3 separate regions of the Mus musculus genome follow, and all the other regions are linked to region 1. A link is a loop called in an ENCODE intact Hi-C map of the cell type or tissue named here. Cell type or tissue: heart. All regions are shown on one strand.

Region 1 (2,500 bases):
ACTCTTCTTTCTATGTACCCTGTCTGTAAGGAGGGTTTTCCTGATCCCTCTGCTCATACTAAACTTAGAAAACCCCCTCCTTATTGCCTGGCTCCACTGCCAGTGCTCCTGAGGCCTCCAGGGACTGAATGGTGCCATCCCGGTTTTCTTCAGCGTCTCCCTTCTCTGACAGGTCCTGTTTCATGATGTGACTTTCACAATGGGTCAGGTGGTATCTCGGGAAGGACAAGGGAGAAGAGAAACTCTATTCCGATGTATCAGAAGTATGCCTTCTGATCCTGACCGTGCCTACAATAGCTGCTACAGTGCAGGTGAGAACTGTGGGCTCCGTGGAGTGTTGATATGAGGTAGCAGAGCTGACTTGGAGTGGGGAGTTAGACCAGAGAGTTGGGAACGGGGGTGGAGAGGCAAATCTGAAGACTCAAGAACAAGATGCCAAAGTCCTTGCAGGGAGAAAAGGCACCCGCCTATGAACAACTAGGTTCGTGCCTATAATCCCACATATGAAGCCCATGTGATAGGTTAGCCTAAAGTTCAAGGTCAGCCTAGGCTACAGAGTGAGACTGCCTTCAAAATTCAACAAAGCCAGTGAGACCGCTCACTTAGGAAAGTAACTTGCTCCATCCCTTACATCTCACCTCCTGGGTTTGATTCCGAGAACCCACAGAGCAAAAGGAAGGAACCAACTCTCAAGCTGTCTTCTGATCTCCACACATGCACATGTTCCCCAACAAAAAACTGAAAACATAAAATCAAAATGGAGGAGGGGCTGGAGCAGGCAGAACGAAGCGTCTGAAATGTTTTTTTCCCCCACCCTCAGGTGTCTTTCATTTACATCAAGGGGATATTATCACTGTCAAAATTCCACGGGCAAACGCAAAACTTAGCCTTTCTCCGCATGGAACATTCCTGGGGTTTGTGAAACTATGATTGTTATAAAGGGGGTGGGGATTTCCCATTCCAAAAACTGGCTAGACAAAGGACAAGGAACGGTCAAGAACAGCTCTCCATGGCTTTGCCTTGACTGTTGTTCCTCCCTTTGCCTTTCCCGCTCCCACTATCTGGGCTTTGACTCCATGGATATTAAAAAAGTAGAATATTTTGTGTTTATCTCCCACACAGCCCCAAATTCTTTTGTTGTGTGTGCGAAGGGGGTTTTGCGCACTGTGCCAAGCCTTGTCCACTGGAATGCATCCAGAACAGCAGCACCATCTAGCGGCAGGTTGAGGAAAGACTATGGTCTCTGCTAGGGAAAACCTTATCCAACTCTTCAAGTACCCTCTGCTTCAATTAACAAGAAGCCCGGCTTTCAGTATTTCACCTATTGCGTCCAAATTCTTGTTACTATCTAGAAAAAGATATATGTTAGGTGCCTCGATATGCATGCCATTCATCCTCCCCATTCTCCTATACACTTCCGAGCTGGGCACTGAGCTTTACGCCTTAAATCACAGTACTCGGGAGGCAGATCTCGATGAGTTCGAGGCCAACTTGGTCTAAATAGTGAGTTCCAGGCCACCCAGGGGTTACAATGGTGAGACCCTGTCTCAAACAAACTAACAAACAAATAAACGAAAGGCTCTCCACGATCAGACTGGTATCCGGGAAGTTTGTATGTACTGGACGCCCTGGCACACCGGTCGTGTCTCACTATTTAATCACGCCCTGCTTAAAGTTTTTGTTTTTTTTTCTTTTTTCGTTTTTTGAGACAGGGTTTCTCTGTGTAGCCTTGGCTGTCCTGGAACTCACTCTGTAGACCAGGCTGGCCTCGAACTCAGAAATCCGCCTGCCTCTGCCTCCCAAGTGCTGGGACTAAAGGCGTGCGCCACCACGCCCAGCTGTTTTTTGTTTGTTTGTTTGTTTTTAAAAACAAAGCCCTCAAAACCCAATGTTCGGCCTCCGTTTTCCTAAGCGCCTAGCTTTGGTCCAATCCTTGCGGGGCCCCTGACATTCTGGCCATGCACTGGGAAGCCCACTAGATCACCCAAAGCTCAGGCCACGGAAGAGCAGGGAGTACCGTGTGGCTGCGACGTAGAGCGTGAGGCTAGGCGCGACACGCAGGCGTAAAAGAGCGAGCCGTGGGACTGCCACACGCGGCAAGCCAGGCGACTGTGCGCAGGCTCGGCTCCGCGTAGAGCTCGAGGGCGGGACCGTCCGGTGGCCTAGACGCGCTGAGGTAGGCGGGACTGAGCACGAGCCGGCGCTGCTCGCCGGGTGTGACGCACTAATTGCGCGCCGCCATCGGCGGTGGGCCTGGGGCTCGCGGGAGGGGAAGGAGGAGGAGGGGTGGCGGCGGTGCTGGAGGTGGAGGTGGAGGTGGAGGCTAGAGCCGCGCTAGAGGCGGCCGCAGTGGGGCGGCACGAGCATTGGCTTCGTGAATTGAGACGGCTCCGCCTGAGGATAGCAGGAGTGGCGGGGTCGCCGCCGTCCGAAAGATGAGCCGGAAAGCCTAAGTCGGAGACAGCCGCCTTGGGGCCCGTGTGCCCGGCTTCCCCGCTCC
Region 2 (2,500 bases), 120 kb before region 1:
TGCAGGAGCTCACTCAGTTAATTCAGGAGCTCCGTGTTCAGGAGAGTTGGAGTGAAGGGCCCAAGCCTGGAGCTGATCTTCTCCGAGCCAAGGATTTTGTCTTCGCTCTACTCGGTAAGTGTGGGAATTTGCAAACCCCAGCCTCGCCATTTCCTGCCCCGACTTTGAACCAGGATACCTTCACGACCCTTTCTCTTCTTTAGGTCTGGTTCACCGCCAAGACCCTCGTTTTCCACCCCAGGCAGAACTCTTGCTGCTTCGTGGTGGGATTCGCGAAGGTTCCCTAGATTTAGGGCACGCCCCCTTAGGTCCCTACTCCCGGGGACCTCATTATGATGCCGGCTTTACACTCCTTGTGCCTGTGTTTTCTCTGGATGGCACTGGGCCCGAGCTGCTACTGGATCTGGAATCCTGTTCTGCATGGCTCCGCCTTCCAGAACTGATGCGTGGAATTTTGGTCCGGGAGGCCTGGCAGGATTGCTTAGGACCTCCTGTCCCAGAAGAAAGTGATATGACTCACCAAACCCATAGCAAAGAGAGTCCCACCGACCGGGAAAACTCTGTAGATCCGTCACATGATTATGTCCCTGAACCTGAGCCACACATGTCTTTGCAAAAATCATCTAGTGACCTTTCAGAGTCCCAATCGTCTTATAAGGACATTACCAATCCTGAAACTCCTGAGCCATTGGAAACACTGAGCAGCGACGCCTTGGACGCCGACGAAAGCCAAGTCCCAAAGCCGTCGGAGGCTCCAAAGGCATGGCCCACATTATGCCCGACCCAAGTAACTTCCTGGTTCTTCGTTAAGTTGGCTGAGGTTGCTGAGTCCCTGATCCCGGTCCCAGGCGCCCCACGGCTAGTTCATGCAGCTCGTCACGCAGGTGTCACCACGGTCCTCCTGGCAACTCCAGAGCCCCCACGCCACCTCCTGCTCTTCGACTTGATCCCGGTGGTGACCGTGACAGGCTGGCCTGACACGGCTCGGAGCCACTCGTGGGCGGGTCCACTGGTCTCTGAATCGGCCTCTTTCTACCTAGTGCCGGGCAGCCTCCCAGAGCAGCCGAGCACCTCTGGATGGCAGCTGTGCTTCGCTCGCCAGGAGCTGGCGCTCAAAGAGCGCATCCCCACGCCGCTGCTTCAGGCACACGCGGCGGCCCAGGCGCTGCTGCGCCCGCTGGTGGCGGGGACCCGAGCCGCTGCGCCCTACCTCCTGCGGACCTTGCTCTACTGGGCGTGCGAGCGGCTCCCGGCGCTCTACTTGGCGCGGCCGGAAAATGCCGGCGCTTGTTGCCTTGGGCTACTGGATGAGCTGAGCCGAGTGCTAGAGGCCGGGGCGCTGCCTCATTATTTTTTGAGCGGCCGAAAGCTCCGTGTGGGAGACGGCTCCGCTGCTCTGCGCGGGGCATTGGCCCAGCTCCGCGGGGACCCTGCACAGGCCTTGCGTGAGGCTGTAGAGGAAGCCAAGGTTGCCCGCAAAGGGGGCGGTTTAGCGGGCGTAGGGGGCGGGACCCATTAAAGATTTTACTCCTAAGGGAATGGAAAGTGTTTCCTTTGGTGAGAGGGTCATGCAGGGGACTGCTGCTCCCTCCATACAGACAGTGTATGCTTGGGTCCAAAGTCCCTTTTCTAAAAGGTTTCCCCAGTATTCTACCCTGCCTGAGGCCCAAGTTCTCTAAATCTGGCTGGCGCCCCTTCTGTCCCGGTACTGCCTCCCGGAACCTCTCTCCCCTATTCTTTCAGAGTCTGACAGGGATAGTAGGAATGTATTTACTGACAAAATGCGGGAAGGAACTGGTTTTTGGAAACCTAGTTCTGATCAATTGGCTCATACCAAACCAGAGATATTAAGGCCGGATCACAGCCCAGACTGGATGGCACAGCTACCGGTTTCTCCACTTTCCCCCCAACTCTCCTCGTCCATTTCTGTCCTCACTTCCATCCCAGGCAGTAGAATCCCTTTTCATTTTCTCTCTGTCGGCTATTCCATCGACCCCCTGCCCCCAGCCCCGCCATATCAGGCTCCGTGTCTCCTCTCCTCTGAACCCCGAGATTTGCAGGCCTTGCCTCTACTCCGCCTGCCTCTGTGACAGTTCCCACTTAGAGCTTCCAAGGAACCCCAGGGTTCCGCCCGCCCAGCTTCTCCCAGCGTCTCCGCCCCCTGCCCCGCCCCCAGGCCGGCTCGCAGAGGAGGGGGAGCCTCTGTCGCCGCCGCCGCCTCAGCTTCCCACAGCCGCTGCCGCTGCCTCCGCCGCTCTGCCTGGTCCAACCTCCAGGCCCAGTGCTCTGACTTTGCCGAACCGAGGCGCTCTGCAGAGACATCCTTACTCCTTCCTGGGGGTCCGGGACGCTTAGGCCGACGTTGGGGGGAAACCTCCGCTTGCGGGTGACAGGGAGGGAGGAGCCTGGAGCTGGAGCTCGCGGCACCCGTCGCCCGGATCAACAGGACAGGACAGGTTGAGGGGCGTCGGGGAAAGGAAGGGGTGTTATAGCAGTCCCA
Region 3 (2,500 bases), 73 kb before region 1:
AAAGCCAGTGTTGGGGCAGGCAGGGTTAGTGGGTGCGGAGAGTGCACTGAAGAAGCACGGGATATTGTAAATTACGCTCTAGAGAGTCCAAATTTCTGTTTTCAGTAGGAAACCACTGGGTAATTATAAAGGTGACAGTAGTAACTTATACACACACGCATGTACAGAAGCTCCGTAAAGAGCTGATGTGAAGTGGGTGAGGATAGACAAGGGATAGCTTTTGGAGACTTGGACTTCTTCCTCCTGAGAGGAATAGAGAGTGGAATTAAACAGCTGATTCTAGACTGAGGCAGTCCTGTTGGGGTAAGGGCTCAACTATAGCAGAACTCAAAAGAAAAAACAGAAAAACCTACATCAGGGCTGGTAAGATGGCTCAGCAGGTAAGAGAACTGACTGCTCTTCCGAAAGTCATGAGTTCAAATCCCAGCAACCATATGGTGGCTCACAACCATCTGTAATGAGATCTGATGCCCTTTTCTGGAGTGTCTGAAGTCAGCTACAGTGTACTTACATATAATAAATAAATCTTAAAAAAAAAAAAACAAAGCCCTACATCAGGTTTCTGGACATCCAAGACCTCACAGACCGACACAAAATAAATTCCAGATAATTAAAGTAATAAAACATTAAGAAAGAACAGGATTTTAGGGGAGCTGATACCAGAGGACAAACCTTACATTAATAAATAAAGGTAAATTTTCTGATGATCCTACAGTAAGCTAAGCATTGTACTAAAAGAGTAAGGCAGACATGGGCCACTTTTATCAGAGGCTCTAGAACAGAACTAAAATAAGTATATTGGGAAACAAATTTGTACTGTGATGGACAGGGTTTGATTTTTCAGGGTTTTGTTCTGTTTTGCTTTTGAAGCAGGGTCTCTGTATGTAGCACTGGCTATCCTGGAGCTCATAGCCCAGGCTGAATTTTGCTGGGACTGAAAGTCAGCCTTGTGCATGCTAGGCAAGTGCTCTTGACCACTTGGCTACATGTATTTGAAGCTCTTGGTATTTTGAAGCAGAATCTTGCTGTTCAGTTCAGGCTGCCCTGCAAATGGTGATTCTTCTGCCTTACCTTTCTGAGTGCTGAGAGCATAAGCCCATCTCACCTGGCGTGGTTAGACTTTTTTTTCCTTTAACAAATTAAAAATAAAAGGGGGTGGGGTGGGGCTGGAGAGATGGCTCAGTGGTTAAGAGCACTAACTGCTCTTCCAGAGGTCCTGAGTACACACACATGGTAGCTCACAACCATCTGTAATAGAAATTGATGCCCCTTTCTGGTGTGTCTGAAGACAACAGCAGTGTACTCATAAAATAAATCTTTTATTTTTTTAAAGGTTTCCTAATAACAAGTTAAAAAGAGTTTCTTAATCTGGTAGCAAAAATAATGAGAAGATGAGTGACCTCATGCATTATTGATAGAAGAATAAGTTGGTTAGCTTTTTGGAGATCATTCAGTCTTTAATATATGTATCTCTTGACCCAGCATCAAACCAAGAATTTATTTAATTTTTAAATTGAGACAGGGTTTCTTTGTATAGTTCTGGAACTTGCTCTGTAGACCAGGCTAGCCTCAACCTCACAGAGACCTGCATCCCAAGTGCTGCCACCACCACCTGGCCAGGCCAGCCTTTACCTTTACGATGGTACCTACCCACTGACCTCTGTTCTGAGTAGCCCTGCCTCAGTCTTCCAGTAGTTGTAGAGATGTTTTCATCATGGTCCTTCCCTTCATGGCATCCTCTCAGGAGGATCCAGACTCCTTGAAATTCTGCCCCTGCTTGCCTCTCCATCTTATTACCAGTCTCCTGGTAAATTAAAAAAATATTTTTAGATTAATTTATTTTATGAGTATTATTAATGTTTTGCCAGCATGCATGTATGTACACCACATGTGTCCCTGGTGCCTGAGAGTCAGAAGAGGGCATTGGGTCCCCTTAAACTGGAATTCTTGAAGGTAGTGAGCCACCATGTGGGTGATGGGAATAAAACCTAGGTCCTCTGCAAGAGCAACAAGTGCTTTTAACCACTCTGCCATTTCTCTAGCCCTTCTTGGTTTCCTTTTGCAACTCTGACCTGCTTAGCTTTTAACACTGCAAGTTTATTCTTGCTTCAGGGGCTATTTAATCAGTCTCTGCTGCTTAGAATAACACTGCCCAGACCTTATTGCCTGCTCTTCATGTCAGTGTGTTCTGTATTTAGATGTCTACTCTGACCATTTAAATAGCATCCTTCGTTCTGTAACCCCCTACCCTTTGTTTTACTTCAATAGCCTGCCACTGTTGGAGGATTAATTTTCTTAACTTTCTGTTAGCATTCCAAGTAGATCCTGGTGCTGATTTGCATGTAATTAAAATGATTTGGGTAAATACGTTTTAAGATTGTTTGAAAATGACAATTGAAAGTCACCTAAATATTTACTAATAGGAACCCTTTTTGAATACCGTAGGTCCTATCTTTAGAATAGAACAAAACTGCCCTATAGTCTAGATCCAATGTTCCCA

Evidence for each region. Hi-C counts contacts between places; a loop is a spot of excess contacts. Peaks named below come from ENCODE experiments on the same cell type or tissue, not always from the same donor. Only the 100,000 strongest peaks of a DNase experiment are listed, where the experiment ranks them.
Region 2: a loop joins it to region 1, with 2.0 times the contacts of the local background. A loop is called at or near these places in 3 of 42 quality-filtered maps.
Region 3: it touches region 1 in a loop (6-fold over the local background); 19 of 42 quality-filtered maps call a loop at or near these places.

Annotation. Positions count from the first base shown.
Region 1 is chr11:69,681,665-69,684,164 of GRCm38, reverse strand. Senp3 (SUMO/sentrin specific peptidase 3) reads left to right here and starts at 2,195. Exons shown (of 11, transcript NM_030702.4): 1 at 2,195-2,500. It overlaps Tnfsfm13 (tumor necrosis factor (ligand) superfamily, membrane-bound member 13), which reads left to right. Exons shown (of 13, transcript NM_001159503.2): 12 at 173-311; 13 at 821-1,588. The coding sequence ends at 930. It overlaps Tnfsf13 (tumor necrosis factor (ligand) superfamily, member 13), which reads left to right. Exons shown (of 6, transcript NM_023517.2): 5 at 173-311; 6 at 821-1,588. The coding sequence ends at 930. It overlaps Tnfsf13os (tumor necrosis factor (ligand) superfamily, member 13, opposite strand), which reads right to left and starts at 2,133. Exons shown (of 3, transcript NR_166809.1): 1 at 2,018-2,133. In heart, a CTCF peak has its summit at 1,220 (motif pointing left); DNase peaks (open chromatin) are centred at 314, 1,214 and 2,144; H3K4me3 peaks cover 1,722 bases; H3K27ac peaks cover 2,214 bases.
Region 2 is chr11:69,802,634-69,805,133 of GRCm38, reverse strand. Tmem102 (transmembrane protein 102) reads left to right here. Exons shown (of 2, transcript NM_001033433.4): 1 at 1-114; 2 at 204-1,539. The coding sequence ends at 1,519. G630025P09Rik (RIKEN cDNA G630025P09 gene) reads right to left here and starts at 1,465. Exons shown (of 1, transcript NR_027913.1): 1 at 1-1,465. It also overlaps a transcript of Fgf11 not described here. In heart, a CTCF peak has its summit at 1,175; DNase peaks (open chromatin) are centred at 343, 1,103 and 2,153; H3K4me3 peaks cover 2,500 bases; H3K27ac peaks cover 1,467 bases; H3K27me3 peaks cover 367 bases.
Region 3 is chr11:69,755,029-69,757,528 of GRCm38, reverse strand. All of the region lies in intron 1 of Polr2a (polymerase (RNA) II (DNA directed) polypeptide A), which reads left to right. Among named protein-coding and RNA genes, the nearest start is that of Polr2a, 2.4 kb to the left of the region's middle. In heart, no CTCF peak of the experiment used is centred here; no DNase peak of the experiment used is centred here; H3K4me3 peaks cover 1,689 bases; H3K27ac peaks cover 593 bases.